Linked DNA regions of Homo sapiens: region 2 is linked to region 1. Evidence: chromatin loops called from intact Hi-C (ENCODE). Cell type or tissue: Calu3. All regions are shown on one strand. Each heading gives the region's core, and the rest is flanking DNA. Links, peaks and the distances in the headings are about the cores only.

Evidence for each region. A loop is a pair of places that touch in the nucleus more often than their neighbours do. Peaks named below come from ENCODE experiments on the same cell type or tissue, not always from the same donor. Only the 100,000 strongest peaks of a DNase experiment are listed, where the experiment ranks them.
Region 2: a loop joins it to region 1, with 4 times the contacts of the local background. A loop is called at or near these places in 1 of 110 quality-filtered maps.

What each region holds. Positions count from the first base shown.
Region 1 is chr6:50,038,899-50,047,442 of GRCh38, reverse strand. It overlaps DEFB112 (defensin beta 112), which reads left to right. Exons shown (of 2, transcript NM_001369057.2): 2 at 3,642-5,344. The coding sequence ends at 3,868. Among named protein-coding and RNA genes, the nearest start is that of DEFB112, 6.8 kb to the left of the region's middle. In Calu3, for the core only: no CTCF peak of the experiment used is centred there; a DNase peak (open chromatin) is centred at 4,882.
Region 2 is chr6:50,088,708-50,097,251 of GRCh38, reverse strand. It overlaps LOC100505985 (a long non-coding RNA gene), which reads right to left and starts at 3,644. Exons shown (of 2, transcript NR_187616.1): 1 at 3,421-3,644. In Calu3, for the core only: no CTCF peak of the experiment used is centred there; a DNase peak (open chromatin) is centred at 3,851.

The sequences.
Region 1 (8,544 bases), core at 377-8,376:
TCTCTCCCAAGCCTAGATAGCACAGCCTGGAGACAGATACCCTCCCTGTGAAGGAAAGAGAGGGAAATGACCATAGAAATTAGCCTTGGACCCAACACTGGATGCCCTTTCTAAGTAGAACCCAGCACCGAGCAGGCCCCCATGGCCTCAGACTTCAGACCAGTACCTGAAGACTGAGCTTCCAAGTCTGCTCTGGCACCAGGCCGGATCTGACAGCCTCTGGCTCTAGGCCAGCCCATCAAGTCTCAGCTCACTGCCCCTCCAGGCCTGCCCAGTAGCCCTAGTGCTAGTTCAAGCCCCACAGACTCAGGCTAGGCCCAATAATCACACTCGGTTTCCAGAGTTTCTCTAGAGCTAGGCTGGCCCCAGTGTTCCTGGGCTCTGGATCCCCCCAACACCAAGCTGACCCCCAGGTTTCAGGCTTGTCCAAGAACAAGGTGAGCTCCACAGCCATAGTCATCAGGGAAGGACCTGTGGACTCAGCCCCGAGGCCAGCCTCGGTGGATACAGGCTCCAGGTTCACTCAGTACCTGGCCAGCTCATGTAACCCTAGGCTCACCTTTATTCCAAACCTATGTTTTAGGACCCATAGCCTTTAAAGGTTCTTCCCTCTTGTCCATTACACCACTTTACCAATCACTTCAATGGCAAAATTTCCTTCAGTTCTTGTATATCAGCTTAGTAGAGTCATAGAGTAGAATACAAACATTGCTACATATATAACTAGCAAAGGGCTTAAATCTAGAATATATTTTAAAATTCTAATAAATAAATAAGAAAATGCTAGGTAATTCAGCAGAAATATGAAAAAAAGACCTAAGCCACTTGAAAGAGTGAATAAACAACCTCTTTAAAGTGCTCATCCTCACTTGCAATCAAGAAAATGCTAATTTAAACCACGATAAACTACCACCATACATTCAACAGAACATTCAAAATTTGAAATCTATCCAACAGAAGATTATTCAATATGCTTCAAGAAACAGTACAAGAATGTTAAGAGCAGCCAAATTCTCCCTGTAGCAAATAACCTATATGATCATATAAAGTTTATTAGATAAAGTGAATGCTATGTATTAATGAAAATCAGTACTGCAAACTACATCCAACCACAAAGTTCAATTTTATGAATATAAATTTAAAAATCCAGAAACAAACAAACTGTATGATTCTCTCTAAGATACACACACACACACACACACACACACACACACACACACAGTGCTCCTCAATTCATGATGGAATTATGTCTTGATAAAGACATTTTGAGTTGAAAATATCATCAATTGAAAGTGGATTTAATACACCCTACTGGCAGAACATCATAGCTTAGCTTACCCTGGCTTAAACATGCTCAGAATACTTACATTAGCCTACAATTGGGCAAAATCATCTAACATAAAGAGTGTTTTATAATAAATTATTGAATATATCATGGAATGTGTTTGATAATGTACTAAAAGCATAAAACAGAATTGTTGTATGACTATTTGTAATATTGTATCCACTGAACGTATGTCTTTTTTGCACCATTCTGAGGATGAAAAATTGAGTCAAATTATTGTAATTCGGGGACTATCAGTATAAACAGTCATGTGCTGCAAAACAGTGTTTCAGTCTATGTTTAGATACATAAATACTTACCATTATGTTACAGTTGCCTAAAGTATTCAGTCCAGTAACAGGTGCCATTTTGTAGATCAGGAGTAATAGGCTATACCTTACAGCCTAGGTATGTGATAGGTTGTACCATCTAGATTTGTGTAAGTACAGTTTATGGTGTTCGCACAAGGACAGAATCACCTAATGGCACATTTCTCAAAACATATCCCTGTCCCTAAGTGACACCTGATTGTATACACATATGTACACATTTATTTGTATGTGTGTATATATATATTTGTGTGTATATCTAGATTTATACATATTTTATGTGTATACATGTTCAAAAGCAGGCATAAAAAATGCATAATTGAGGTATACAAATATTAATATAAAGCAAAGTAAGAAAGTTAGTGTTTAATTCAAGACAGTGATTACTCTTAGGGAAGAGGGAGGGGGTTATGATGTGGCATGAGGGTGTGAAGCTTCTAGTAATATCTTGTTTCTTGATGTAGGTAGTAATCTCATGGCTATTTCATTTACAGTGCTACATTAGGCTCTGCATTTATATTTTGTGTTCTTCTCTCAGAAGGAAATACCCCTTGTGATATGTTGCTTTGTGAACAGAACTATGCTGAGGCTAATCCAATTATGAAATGTACCTTTCATATCTCAGGGTAAATATGGGCTTGAAATATTATTATTACCATTATTCATATTACTATTACTATTTGCAAATAAAATACAATTATTAGCAAAGATAACTGCATAAAGTGCTGTCTCCTAGATGACTGAGTACACATCACTGCAAATCCAGAGTATGTTAAAAGGAATATCCTCTGATAGTGTAGTCTCAAAATCCTCAGTTATTTTAAATTCTTGCTGCAAAATTTGTGGGTAATATTACTACTTTATATAAAATGATATATATGTATTTTATTTAAAAAGATGGACACGAAAATGGTTAATTACAGAATAAAAAGGTTTTTGAGATGAAAGCATACTTACAGACATCAGTGATAAGGACTTGGTCATTTTTATCCACCTTCTGAAATATGTCCAGCAATGCATGCTTATATTAGTCGAGTAATGGTAGATATGTACTTCCTAAGACAGTCTCCTCCAGAATTTTTATTAAACTTTTTAATTAATTTAAAAATTATTATATAGATTCAAAACCTGGCTCTCCAGTGATATGTGCTATGTATCTGTGGAGATACAGAGAATAAATGAATATCTGCAACTACAGATCAGAACTTCTGTTAGTGACAGAGAGACCTTCTATCTAGGTACATACATCATTCCTTATACTTGTGGAAGTTACAAAGTCGAAGAAATTATGCTGTAAAGTGAGATTAGAGACATTTTTAAAAATTTTCTATAGCATTGGAAACTTCAGGATGAAAGAGAAAAATGGCAAAGTAGAACTAGAAAATTATGAGCCTTGCTGAAATGTTCACTATGTCCACAGCTTGTGGTTATTTACTATCTCCGTATTCTAATCACCCCAAAGTGTCTATTTTTTTAGCAAAACTTCTCTTGTGCTTGGCTCTAGGGTGCAAATCCAAGAGGAGATGAGATATTTAAGGAAAATAAAATTGTATCTTTCAATATTTTAGAACTGCTCAAGTCAGGTTAAAAAGAACAATGGAATCTTAAAAAGGAAGAGAACATTTACCACAGAACAGTACTAAGAATAAATAATAAATGAGAGGATGGAGATCGTCCCACTCATATCCAATGGTTCTAGTCAATGTACAAGACAGACAGAGGAAGATTAATACATTGCAAGCCCTTCAGAAATCCCTTATTGAGTCACTACAGAATTATTTAAACTGCATAAGAATGGAACCTCTACAGTTTAGGAACTGTATACTTGTTGGTTTCCTTGATTTTCTCTGATATGGACAAAAAAATTAAAGCAAATATCCATTTCCTTTATTTCTCCTCTGTTGTCTGTGATTACTCCCATGTCTTCTTTTAAATCTTGGGAGTTCCCACCTAGATTACTAATTCCAGCTGTTCTTGCCTTCTTTCAGCCAGAAGTGAAGGGCACCATATCACCTTTAGTAGGTGGAAGTCATGTACAGCGATTGGAGGTCGATGTAAAAATCAATGTGATGATAGTGAATTTAGGATTTCATACTGTGCAAGACCTACAACTCATTGCTGCGTGACAGAATGTGACCCTACGGACCCAAATAATTGGATCCCAAAGGACTCAGTAGGGACTCAAGAATGGTACCCTAAAGACTCACGTCATTGAAGAAATCCATGCACAAGAAGATGATACATCTGAATGAAGTCCTCTCATTATTTCATCACTTCATTAATGACCTATAATTTCCATGCATGCATACCTATAATGAATAAATAATTAAATAAAATATATTTCAGCTGGACATTTTTATAAACATTGTGCTTGCTTAGAAGAAAGAATCAGAATACAAAGCAGGGATTTGAACTCTGGAATAGAAGCAGCGTGGAGAAGAAAATCCATGATGGGACCGCTAAGTTTAGTGAGATTCTGGGGCCAATTCCTTATTTAGTGTGAAAAGCATATTATGAGTCATTAGTGAGGTATTATCAAGAATTCTTTGAGGAGACTCAGGAGTGGGGACAGAGTTGATAAGAGATGTGACCCCTGAACTAGTAAAAATCGTTGCAAGAAATTTGAAGGATTATGAAATCCTCATAACTTTCTCATATTGCTTATACTTCCTGGTTATACTTTTTCTCTCTTTTTTGAAAGAATTATGAAAATAAAAATAACTGATTTTTTTTCCAAGAATAATCTCAAAAGGTAGAATAGAGGGAGACTAGGTTGAGGAAGGAAAAGAAGAATGGTAAATCCCTGTAGCTTGTGGCAATAACGATAATGTGAAATTATGATTAACTTTTTTGTTTTGTTTTGCTTTGTTTCATGTTTTTAATGTTTCCACATATTATCAGATGATTCTTATCATGCTACTTATTGGTGTCTTAGTAAATTTTAAGTTTTTAAAAAATAATGTAACAGAATTATATATGTGTGTATGCATGCTCACACATATAATTTCTATTATAGAAATTTTTGTCATACCCAGGATTTATGTGGCAAGGATGTGTTAACAAAGGCTAAATTGTGGCCTTGAGGGAAAGGGTCAGCAGTTGGTCTTAATACCTCACCTAGATTAAAGATTTTCCCCTTATTCAAACATTTTGAAATATCAACTCTAAAAATAGGTGATGGTTTTGCAGGGCTTGGTATGTGCTAAGTATTACTTAAAGAATGTCCTCTAGGCTTTGTCCTTGGCTGGCAGCCTTGGTTATTATGTGACTTACAACCTGTGGACTAAGGCCACATGAAGAAAAGGGAGCTAGTCACTTAAAATTATGTGGTAACAAGGTATTTAAGTTGAGGCTACTTGTACCTGGTAGGTTTCTTATGCTGCTGTGACATATACACATTTCAGCTTTGGGTTAATCTTATAACCAAAACATATCCTGTACACAGTACCTGGGCACATAGGGAAAAGCATCTGGGTGTCCAAATTATATATGATATTCCTGATATGTATAATACTATGCTCTCTGACCAGTGTCAATTTGGAGCTAAATAACCCTATTTGCATCTTGTGATTTTGGTTTATGATCCAAACTCTGAACCCCACTTCAGGGGTCTCACAGTATACCTATACTATAATTTAATGTATCTGTGGTAGGATAGATGAAAATTATGAATAAAGCTGCTATAATTGTATTAATGTGTGCATTCATTATTAATGGTTATATACCTAGGAGTAGAGAAGTTTCAACATAAACTGTTTATATTATTATCTTTTAGAGATATTGACAGCAAAAAATGATTAGGGCAATTTAAGTTCCCATAAGCAGTGTACCACAGTTCCAGCTGGTCCACATTTTTTCCAATTTTAGCCCTTCTGTTGTGTGTGTAAATTCATATCATCTTGGTCTTTTGGTCTTATTTCCTTTTTCCTCTCCATTAATGATGTTGATAACTTTTCCATAATTGATGTTGATACTGGCCATTAGAGATGCTCTTTTGTGAATTTGTATTTGAGTCTTGGCGACATTCTTTTTTTTTTTTTTAGTGGTTGTACCTCTTTATCCTGTTGATTTGTAGGAGTTATAAAACATTAAGTCATGATAAAAATATCAGTAAAATGAGGACAGAGGAATCACTTTAAACTGATAATGTTTTACCTATACCAAAAGCCACATCAAATGCCATATTTTACAGTGGATTATTGAACACTTTCACCCAAGTTCAGAAATAAACAAAGAATGTTAATTTATCAATACTTCCATACAACATTATACTAGAGGATTGCACCAGTGCTGTAAGTTAAGAATAGGACAAATAGTATAAGCAGTGGAAAGGAGGAAATATAGCTGTCATTATTCACATGTAACATGATTAGATATCTACTTTTTTAATATCTAGAAACTAATAGAATTAATACATCAATTCAGCAAAGTCACTAAATAAAGTCAATACAAAAAGTAAATTATATTTCTAGGCACTAGAATCAAATTGAAAACAAAATTTTAAAATGACACATTTTAGATTATTAGATATTTAAAAATAATTCCAACAAAAATGGCATCTCAAGCTACAAAATATTGTGGATAGAAATTACAGACATAAATAATTAAAGGGATATTATCTAAAACAGCCCATATTCAAATCGTCCTAATTTTTCACTAATGTCCTTTATAGTTGTGAGGCTTTTACTCTACAGAAAGTGAGGGGAGGAAAAAAAAAAGCAAAGGGAAATATAATTGTTGGCCACTTTCTTTGTTTCCTGTAAACATTTTTTCCAAACTCTGAGTATCAGTTGCCAGAACTTCTGAAATGTGAATTTAAGATCAGCAGTGAGTACTAGAACTTTGTAATTAGAGAGAGACAGCACACAGCTTGTGGCTCCAAGGAAAAGGAAGTGATGGAGAACTTTGGTGAGAGTTTGTTACCTTATCCATGAACTGAGATCCATGTGGGCGGATGGGAGATTTGATGTCATGTGGCTCTGCTAGATTTAAGGTAAAGGTAACAGATGATAAATTAGCTTTTTCCACTTCAAGCTAGCTTTTTCTGTCTCACAAGCCAGCTGAGTCTTGTAAGCAAAAATAAAAGTTATTGTGGAAGTTCTTCATCTTTATAAAAATATATCTATCTACACTTTTTTTCCGGTGATCTTTCTGTTATGGAATTGCTAGATTTATCTTGCTATTCTTTTCTAAAAAGTCTGCCATGCACTTTTATTGAAATAAAGAATAAAGATTTTTAATGGATAAAGTAAAAAAATAATTTGTATGACAAATAAATAGAATTCCTTCATTGGTCTAAAGGGAATTCTATTCTCTACTTGACCAGCAAAGATAATATACACAATATTTTTACCATTTTTATTACACAGGATAATGAGGTTTTGATAGGTTCAAAATAATTAGATTCCATATTCTTAATTGACTAGATCATTTCTTTAACCTATAGCTAGTGAAGAGAATCCAGTTTGTTTGGTATCAAACATAGAGATGAAAAAAATAGGATAAGAAGTTTAAAAGTAAGAGAAAAAAGACTTTTTCAACCTGAAATTTGACATAAGACAATTTCTAAATCTCCAATAGTTTCAAATTTAATAACTATCTTCTGCTTAAATTTGAATGATATTACTTTGCATTGCTTTTTCTTATAATATGCTTTTCCAAGAAACCATTCGGCTTGATTAAGAAGATAGCATTAGGAGAAATACCTAATGTAAATGACGGGTTGATGGGTGCAGCAAACCACCATAGCACATGTATACATATGTAACAAATCTGCATGTTCTGCACATGTACCCCAGGACTTAAAGTATAATAAAATAAATGAAAAACATTCCAGTTAAGCGATCTGGCTTTGGAGTTAGATGGACAGGGATTAAAATTCCAACACTGTCACATTTCCTTCAAATTTACAGAAGTTACTTATTTTTGTGAAACATTTCTTTTTATTTTTATAAATTAAAAACATTTTTAATGAGCTCTGAAGGCTAATTGAAATAATGTACAAAAACCGAAATTGCTACCTGGAAATTTTTTAACATTCACTGAAATTGTAAGTAATCTTTGCTGGACTTCACATTTTGGCCAATTAACAAGTGCCAGATCACGATCACATAATGGGGGAAACCTCCCAAATGATTCAATTGTCTCCCACCAGGTCCCTCTCACAACACGTAGGAATTATGGCAGCTACAATTCAAGGGGAGATTTGGGTGGGGACACAGCCAAACCATATCATGTAGGTAGGACTTATCACCTATGTAATAATACCTTAAACATTTTTCAATCTGAATTCATCCATTAGGGAAAAAAATCAGACAAATACAAAAGGAAAGATGTTCTGAAATACTGGCCTGGAATCTTCAAAACTGTTAACACAATGAATGACAATGAAAGTCTGGGAAGAGGAACTATTCTAGATTAATGGAAAATAAGGAGACATGACAACTATATAACAGGTAATCCTTACTGAGTGCTCATTCAGATAAACTAAAACATTATAAAGACCACTGTGAAAATTTGAACACAGACTGCACGTTAAAAATATGTATCTTATAAAAAATAAATTACTTGAATGGGAAAATTTTATTGGAGTTATGTGAGTATCTATGTTCTTAGGAGATACATGCTAAACTATTTACAATAGATGTGATAAGTGTTATGATGTCTGTGACTAACTCTTGAATTATTTAGCAAATAAAAATATAAATGTATTTTATAAGTGCATAAACATATACGTGTGTGTATATACAAATACATATATAGAGAGATGCATATAGATGGGAGTTAGTGAATTTAAAATGTGCAAAAAGTGAGCAATTGGTGAGTTTAGGTGAAGGGAATATAGGAGGTAATCATAACATTTAGTGACTTTTCTGTGAGTTATAATTTTTA
Region 2 (8,544 bases), core at 430-8,429, 50 kb before region 1:
GACAGATGATAGATTACAGTGATCGAATGATGTGATGATGATGACTAGAACATGGATTGCTCCTTCAATCTTGAGCATCATTGCTCATCCAATCTGGCAACCAAGGCCTGTGCTTCAACTTTGCTCTGCTTGTGCTTGAGAAATATAGCAAAACTGGCTGGCTGAGTCACAACTTGGGCCCACGGAACTAACTAGTCAATTGGGTTGTTAACCTGCCTCAGGTATGAGAACCAACGGCTGCAAAGCCAGGTGAAAGTCTACATTAAATTCAATCAATTTTGAGACTCTACTATAAGTTGATATTGTTAGCACAGCAAAAAAAAAAAAAAAAAAAAAAAAAAAAAAAGACAAGTCATCTTCAGCCCCTGCCTTTAAAAAGCTTACAGATAGCTGTTACACAAGACAGGCAGTAATGTGCTTAAAATGAAATATAAGAGTGACTCTCAGAGGGTAGGGAGAAAGAGAGAAAGACTTGTTTGACTATTGGGATCAATACACATTTGCAGCCTTTAGGAAGCTTGTGGTTTCTGTATCTATGCCTTGTTATTGGTTGAATTTCTTACATAATTCAAACCATTCATTTAAATGAAATTCTGCACAATTTATGAACATAGTATAACAAAGAAATGTTGCTGATTTTTTTTCTCTCAGTGTCTCTGTCCCTTGAATACTCTCTGCTCTTTTTTTCTCTCTCTCAAAATAACATGTAAATGAACTGCCAGACTTCATTCCAAGTCAGCAAAGTGAGCAGATTTTATGTAATCCCTTGGCTCCTGGAAACTGCTCTATATCCAATAAGTAAAGGAGGCAAATATTTCACCAGTGTGTTATGACTGGTGGTTTGCAGGGTCATTTGGGTGTTTACAAAGTTAGAAAAGTGTATGAGGTGCTAAAGAGCAATTCAACATAAACAACATTATTCCTTAATGACATGATTTTTAAATGTTCCATAAACAATATTATTCTTTGATGACATGGTTTAAAAGTTATTAAAAGATGTTTGAGGTCAATTGTTACATTACTTATGGAAAGTGCCTATAAATATTGAACGAAGAATTTGATTTTTATAAGATTATAAAATGAAGCTATATTTCTATAAACTATCTAGAAAAAAAAACCTCAGGAAAATGAACTTTTCCTTCATTTTTTAACATTCACATCTTAAATGTTTTTTACTTAAGTTTTTAATTTGCAGTATAAAATGCACTGAAGAGAATATTAGCCATTTTCATAATGTGTCTTAAAAATAATTCTCTTTTGAAACTAGGAAAGGAAATCTTTAACCAAATATTCCGTTAGAAATATAGATATACTGAAGAAAAACAATTTGTAGGAAACTTGCCTTTATGCTTCCCTTCACTGTTTAAGTTCAAATTCCAGTCACTCAAATTGCAAAGTTTAATATGAAAATGATGGTAGAAATAGGCTCCAATGAATTTTACTACATTTTCCAGGCACAACCTCATAAGTTTTGTGGTGAGATGTAGTTTTGTTTTGATGATGACACACTTTGTTTTTTATTTAGAAACATGTCTCTTTAACCTACAGTGATATAGTGATACTTTCAAAATGAGCATTTTCAGAACTCATTTCAATTCAATAAATATTGCTCTTCAGATTGTCCCTTAAACGAAAATTGTCTCTTAATGCATAGTTTGAAACAAAACAAAATTTACAAGGAGTTGTTATTTTAAAATCTGTATACAATACACAATTCCTCAAATTTCAATTCTAATTATTTTTTTCTGAAAACCCACAACTTCCTCAAGACCTTGTGAAGATATAATGTATTGCCATTGTGCAATAAATAAGATAATCCAACAGTGAAATAAATTTCAATACAAAGTATGAGGAGTTGATGAAAGCAGAAGACATGAGGAATTTAAAAACAGAAAACTGCTAGACTCCAAGCATAAATATCCAACCATAGAGGCACATGTTTCAAAGCTTTTTAACTTTCCTTATTTAAAGAATTTCTTTACTGGGACACTTTATATTCAGCATTTCTCCCCTTAAAATAGAAAATGAGGAAAGAAGTAAAATATTAAATAGTAAAAGTATTTTAATTGTATAAGGGCTTTGGGTATTGAAAAAAACGAATTTCCTTAAAAATAATTTAAAAAATCTTCAGGATGATTTCTATTTCTACTTGCATTATATTATGTCTATGGGAGAAAAATTACTTCTTTGAACTTGTTTAAAGGAGTAATTGTTTAAACTTTTTAAGTATGTGCAGTTAGAATTTTTTTAGAATTGTTATTAGTATACTGAGCATATCTAATTTCAACAGGGCAAAATGACAAATATTAGTACAGTTTAAAAAGAAAACAAAGAGAAATGGTTCTCACTCATTCTTTATGTGTGTTGTGGATTTTTATATCAGTGTAGTTTGAGCGATATACATGGAACTTTAAAATGTATATTGTTTAGTTTTAAGCAACTAAAAACATTCAGACCTACCATTAGTTTAATGATTATCCTCAGTTTGTAGAAGATTCATTACCCACAGTAAGAAAATATGCTCACGTTTCTGCCTTGGGTTAATATTCCTTACTGGAACTTCAATGTATAGTGAAATAATTGCCTACCCTTCATATTTCAAGATTAAAATCAAATCTGAGGTATCTTTACAATTTGAAAGAAAAATTTCTTATTTCAAACTACAAATGAAGACATGCCGAACTAATAGCAAATTGTTTGCTTTTAACAATGTGTGTGTTGTGTGTGTCTGATATATATATTAATATGTGTGTATCTGATATATAATATATATTAATATATATATGACAAGTATATATATATATATATACACACACACACACAACACACACACACACGGCATGCAGTACACAGGAAACATTGGTGAAGCTTCCAAACTGTAAAATATTGTGAAGAGTTGACTCCTATTGGCTAGAAGCTATAGAATATCATGGCCAAACTGGAAGCTTGACACTAACAGTTTATTTTTTAAAAATTTCAAAATTAGCTAAAATAACAGACACACAAGCATATATTATACCCTGAACAGGGATAATAACCAAATATATGTGTGCAAGATCTAAAGACGGAGAGGAAATTTAGGGTCTATGTTTTTATTTGCTTAAAAGCAAACAATGTACAATTCAAAGTTCCAAAGCATATTTGCACAGACATTGTAATTATTAGCTCACTTTATCTCTGCTGGCTCAAAGTACTTCTCAGCTTTTTAATCACTTCTCTACTGGCACAGCTAATGTGCCTACAAGTTGTCTAGAATTTTAATATTGCTAAATTTAGTGATGCAAGTTGTGATTAAATTGTTGAAACTTGTTTAATGCAAACCCTGATTGAAAAGAATACATGCTTATTTAAGGAAAATGTACAACTTTGCAAAAATTATATAGAGCTATATATAGTCCCACATTTAACAGCTTTACCAACCTGCAAAAAAGTTGGTTCTTGTAGAAAACTGCCAGGCTATGTAGTCTGAAATCTGGAGTCGTAATACCAGAGAGCTGTCAGTCAGCCATCCATCCATCTAATTGGCTTCTTACCATCTTTCCATCATGTTTTTTTTATAACTGGTCGCCTCTGGCTAAAATGCAAATCATGAGGAAGAGCCGTCTAGAAAAAGCTGCTGCTTTCTTAATTATCTGTCAGAATATGGACCAGTGGACCCAGGGCCGCACTGTAGAGTTATGCTAAGCAGCAAGGCATCATGGGAATTGGAGTGACAGCTCATTTTCCTCCTGTGTTTTCTGTGTTCGAATGACAATGCAGAAATATGGGTTTTCCCACACTTTCTCTGAACACCTGGGCTATTGCTCAGGGGAGCACAAAGCCAAAACTGTCACATTTCCAGACATGGCCTTATTGCTGTCACTATGACAGGATTGTTGACAAATGCCAGCAGTCATCTCGGCATCTTGGGAAATGTCTGCCATGATTGTGTCAACAGCCTGACAGAAATTGTTAATGTTTAAACTTCTTCCACTGACAGAATCCTGTCTTGCTGACAATATTTGTCATATGAAACTCAATCTTTGTCAAACTTGCTTAAAAATTAACACTTTCTCAATTTATTTTTTTTTCTTCTGTTTTACTGCCTAGCAGTGCAAAATTTTAGCAATAAGATTTCAACAAGTTAACGTAACACAGTAATTTAGATCCACATTCCATCCAAATTCTCCAACCCATTATAACTTGTGGCCACTTTGTCCTTTTGACCTTTGTAGCCAGAATAATTAGGCATAAATACAGCATATATATAAATATATACACACACACACACACACACATATATACACACACACACATATATATGTATGCCTTAGGATTCAAACTTGTGAATTATTCAAGAGGTACAAAATACTATTTCTCAGTGTACGAGGTGGAAAATCAATTAAACTTTGTGGATGTTTTTACTTATAAGTAAATCAGTTGCAAATTTGAAGATATGCATTAACTAACTTTGACCTTTAAGCTGTTAAATTTTTATTCCATTATTTTGAATTTTGATTAAAAAATCAATCTGACAAGTTAAACAGTATCTTTTGCAGGAACTCAGCAAGTAGAGTTTTTTCTTTTTCTTTTTTTTATTTCACAAGTGATTTTGTCAAAAGTGGACTATTACAGGGATAGCCTTAACTTGCTAATTCTGATATATGTGTTAGAAACTATTTATGTGAGCAGTTTAAAGTATATTCATTTTTTAAAGGAACGTCCTTTATAAATTCTACAGGTGGCTCATTTTTTGAAATATTTTTTAATGAGACACAATGCTCAGATTACTAGAAGGTAGTTAAATTGTATCTGGCTGTACTAGAAATGCCCAGTCCTCCACAGGATGCTATATGTCTTAGACATGGTACAAAAAGAAAGAGCAATTGGTTAGCTGAATAATATTGTCCATCTGTCCCTGACAGAACAATTCTTGTCAAACTAAGAGTGACAACTTGTTAATAATGATATAACTATTATTAACAGTATTATTATTAGATAGTATGTCATAACACACAGTGGTATACATACATACGTGGTATACCCTTATACCAGTAGGGACATATTAAAATAATTTATTGTTACAATAGATATCTCCTAGAAAAATGGAATGTATCTGGTAGCACTACTTACTTGAATTGCTGCCAAACAGGATTTCCAGTTATATTATAGAAAATGAACAAAAACAGATACTGTCTAATTTACTGAAATAGGTAGACTTTTTATTATGCCTTTTAGTTTAATTTTTATTTGTCTTTAAAGACTTATATTATTTTTTCATATATTTTTTAAAAATTCAAACATTACCACAAGTAACTCCAGAAGTAGACTGTGATATGTTAGACCAGGAACTGACGAATTTGTTATGCAATAAATCAAATACAGGCACATCTTGGAAATATTGTGGGTTGAGTTCTAAACCACTGCAATAAAGCAAATATTGGAATGAAGCAATATTGTAATAAGGTGAGTCACACAATTTTTTTTTGTTTCCCAGTGCATGTACAAGTTATATTTACACTATATGGTATTCAATCTATTAAGTGTGCAATAGCATTATGCCTAAAAAACAGTGTGTATACCTTAATTTAAAAATATTCTATTGCTAAAAAATGCTATCAATCATAGAAGGCTTCAGTGAGTTATCATCTTTTTACTGGTAGAGGGTCTCATCTTGATGTTAATGGCTACTGACTGATTAGGGTGGTAGCTGATAAAGGTTGTGGTGGCTGTGGCAATTTATTTAAAAAAAGACAACAATAAAGTTTGCCATGTGGAGTAACTCTTCATAAAACATTTCTCTGTAGCATGTGATGCTGTTTGATAGCATTTCATCCACAATGGAATTTCTTTCAAAACTGGAGTCCATACTCTTGAAATCTGCTACTGCTTTATCAACTGAGTTTGTGAAATATTTTAAATCATTTGTTCTTATTTCAGGAGTGTTCACAGCCTCTTCACCAAAAGTAAATTTCATCTCGAGAAACCACTTGCATTGCCCATCCATAAGAAGCAACTCCTCAATTGTTCATTTTATCCTGACAATCCGGCAATTCAGTCAAATCGTCACTTCTAAGAAGAGGAGAATTACAATGCTTTGCTTTTAATTCTAGTTCTCTTGCTATTTCCGCTGCATCTGCAATTACTTCCTCCAGTGAAGTCTTGAATCCTTCAAAGTCATCCATGAGGGTTGAAAGCAACTTCCTCCAAACTCCTCTTAATGTTGATATTTTGATCTTTTCCCATGAATTATGAATGTTCTTAATGGCATGTAGACCTTGTGAATCCTTCCCAGAAGGTTTTCATTTTCCTTTTCCCAATCCACTAGAGAAATCACTATTTATGGCAGTATGGCAACTATAGCCTTATGAAGTGTATTTATTAAATAATAAAGTTTGAAAGTCAAAATTACTCTTTGATCTGTGGGCTAGAGAATAGATGCTGTGTCAGTAGTCATGAAAACAATATTAATCTCCTTGTATCTCTCCATCAGAGCTCTTGGTTGACCAGGTACATGTCAGTGAGCAGCAATATTTTGAAAGGAATCTTTTTTTCTGAATAGTCAGTCTCAACAGTGGGCTTAAAATATTCAGTAAACCATGCTACAAACAGATGTGCTGTCATCTAGGCCTTGTTGTTTTATTTATAGGGAACAGGCAGAGCAGATTTATTATACCTCTTAAGGACTCTAGGATTTTCAGAATTGTAAATGAGCATCGGCTTCAGCTTAAAGTCAGCAGCTGCATTAGCTCCTAACAGGAGAGTTAACATGTCCATTGAAGCATTGAAACCAGGCATTGACTTCTTTTCTCCAGCTATGAAAATCCTAGATGGTATCTTCTGATATAAGGCTGCTTCTTACACATTGAAAACCTATTCTTTGTGCAGCTACCTTCATCAATGATCTTAGCTAGATGTTCTGGATAACTTTCTGCAGCTTCTGCCTCAGCACTTGCTGCTTCACCTTGTACTTTTAATGAAGATGGCTCCTTTCCTTAAACCTCATGAACCAACCTCTGCTAGCTTCAGGATTTTCTTCTGCAACTCCATCTCCTCTCTTAGCCTTCATAGAATTGAAGACAGTTGGGGCCTTGCTAGGGAATAGACTTTGGCTTAAGGTAATGTTGTGGCTGGTTTGATCTTTGATCCAGACCTCTCAAATTTTCTCCACATCAGCAATAAGATTGTTTCGCTTTTTTATCATTTGTGTGTTCATTGAAAGTGTGTTCACTTTCAATTTCCTTAAAGAATGTTTCCTTCGTGTTTACAGCTTGGCTAATTGTTTGGCAAAGGAGACCTAGCTTTTGGCCTAGCTTGGCTTTCAACATGTCTTTCTCATAATAAAGCTTAATCATTTCTAGCTTTTGATTTAAAGTAAGATACATCTGATTCTTTCTTTTACTCGAATACTTACAGGCCATTGTAGGGCTACTATTTGGCCTAATTTCAATGTTGTTATGTATCAAGGAATAGGGAACCTTGAGGGCAGGGAGAGAGATTGGGGAGTAGCTGGTCAGTGGAGCAGTCAGAACACACACAGGATTTATCAATTAACTTTGCTTTCTTATATGTGTGTGATTTGCGGTGCTCCAAAACAATTACAATAGTAACTTCAAAGATCACTGATCACAGATCACCATAATAGATATAATAATAATGAAAAAGTTTGAAATATAGTGAGAATTACCAAAATGTGATACAGAGGCACAAAGCGAGCACATGCTGTTTAAAAAATTGCAGTAATAGACTTACTTGATGCAGGATTGTCACATATCTTCAATTTGTAAGTGACACAATATCTGTGAAGTGTCATAAAGCAAAGTGCAATAAAACAAGATATGACTACAGTAAATATTTTAGATTTTTGTCTCCAGTACAACTATTCAGCTCCACCATTGCAAAAGACATATAAGTAATGCCCTTTTAAAGATGGGCATGATTATAATAAAACTTTATTTCTAAAGGCAGGTAGAAGGTTGGCTTTGATCTGCAGGCTATGGTTTGCTGGCCCTTGTTTTAGACCAATCCCCGATTTCAAATTTTAGCTCTGCTGCCCATTAGCTGTGTGATGCTAAGCATACTTCATTTTATTATCTCAATTATTTCTCAAAATAACCCTTGTGTAATGCATTAATCTCCTCATATTACAAGTGAAACTTGATGGCTTATAGAGGTTAAGCCCTCAGACTTCCTAGGATATAAGAAGTAAACCTGGGATTCTAATATGAGTTTGTATAATTTCATAGCTTTCAGCTTTTTTGATTATGATATGTTGCTTATAACTCTCATTTACTTCTGAAATAGAATTCTAAGCCAAGTTTGGAGCCCAGAGGAAATAAAGAGAAAGAAAATGGGGAGGTGTGCAATGACCATTACAGATGATTTAGGGAAAACTGCTGTTCACCAACAGAATTGCTTCCTCTTTTGACAACACAGGGTTCTCTGCCTTCACCTGCACTAACACTAATCACCTACAATTGGCCTAGGCAATTGAGGGTAGTGCAATCATGGAAGGGGAAATGTGCCTCTTAAAGAGCTTTTAAATATGTAGAATCGTTCTCACTA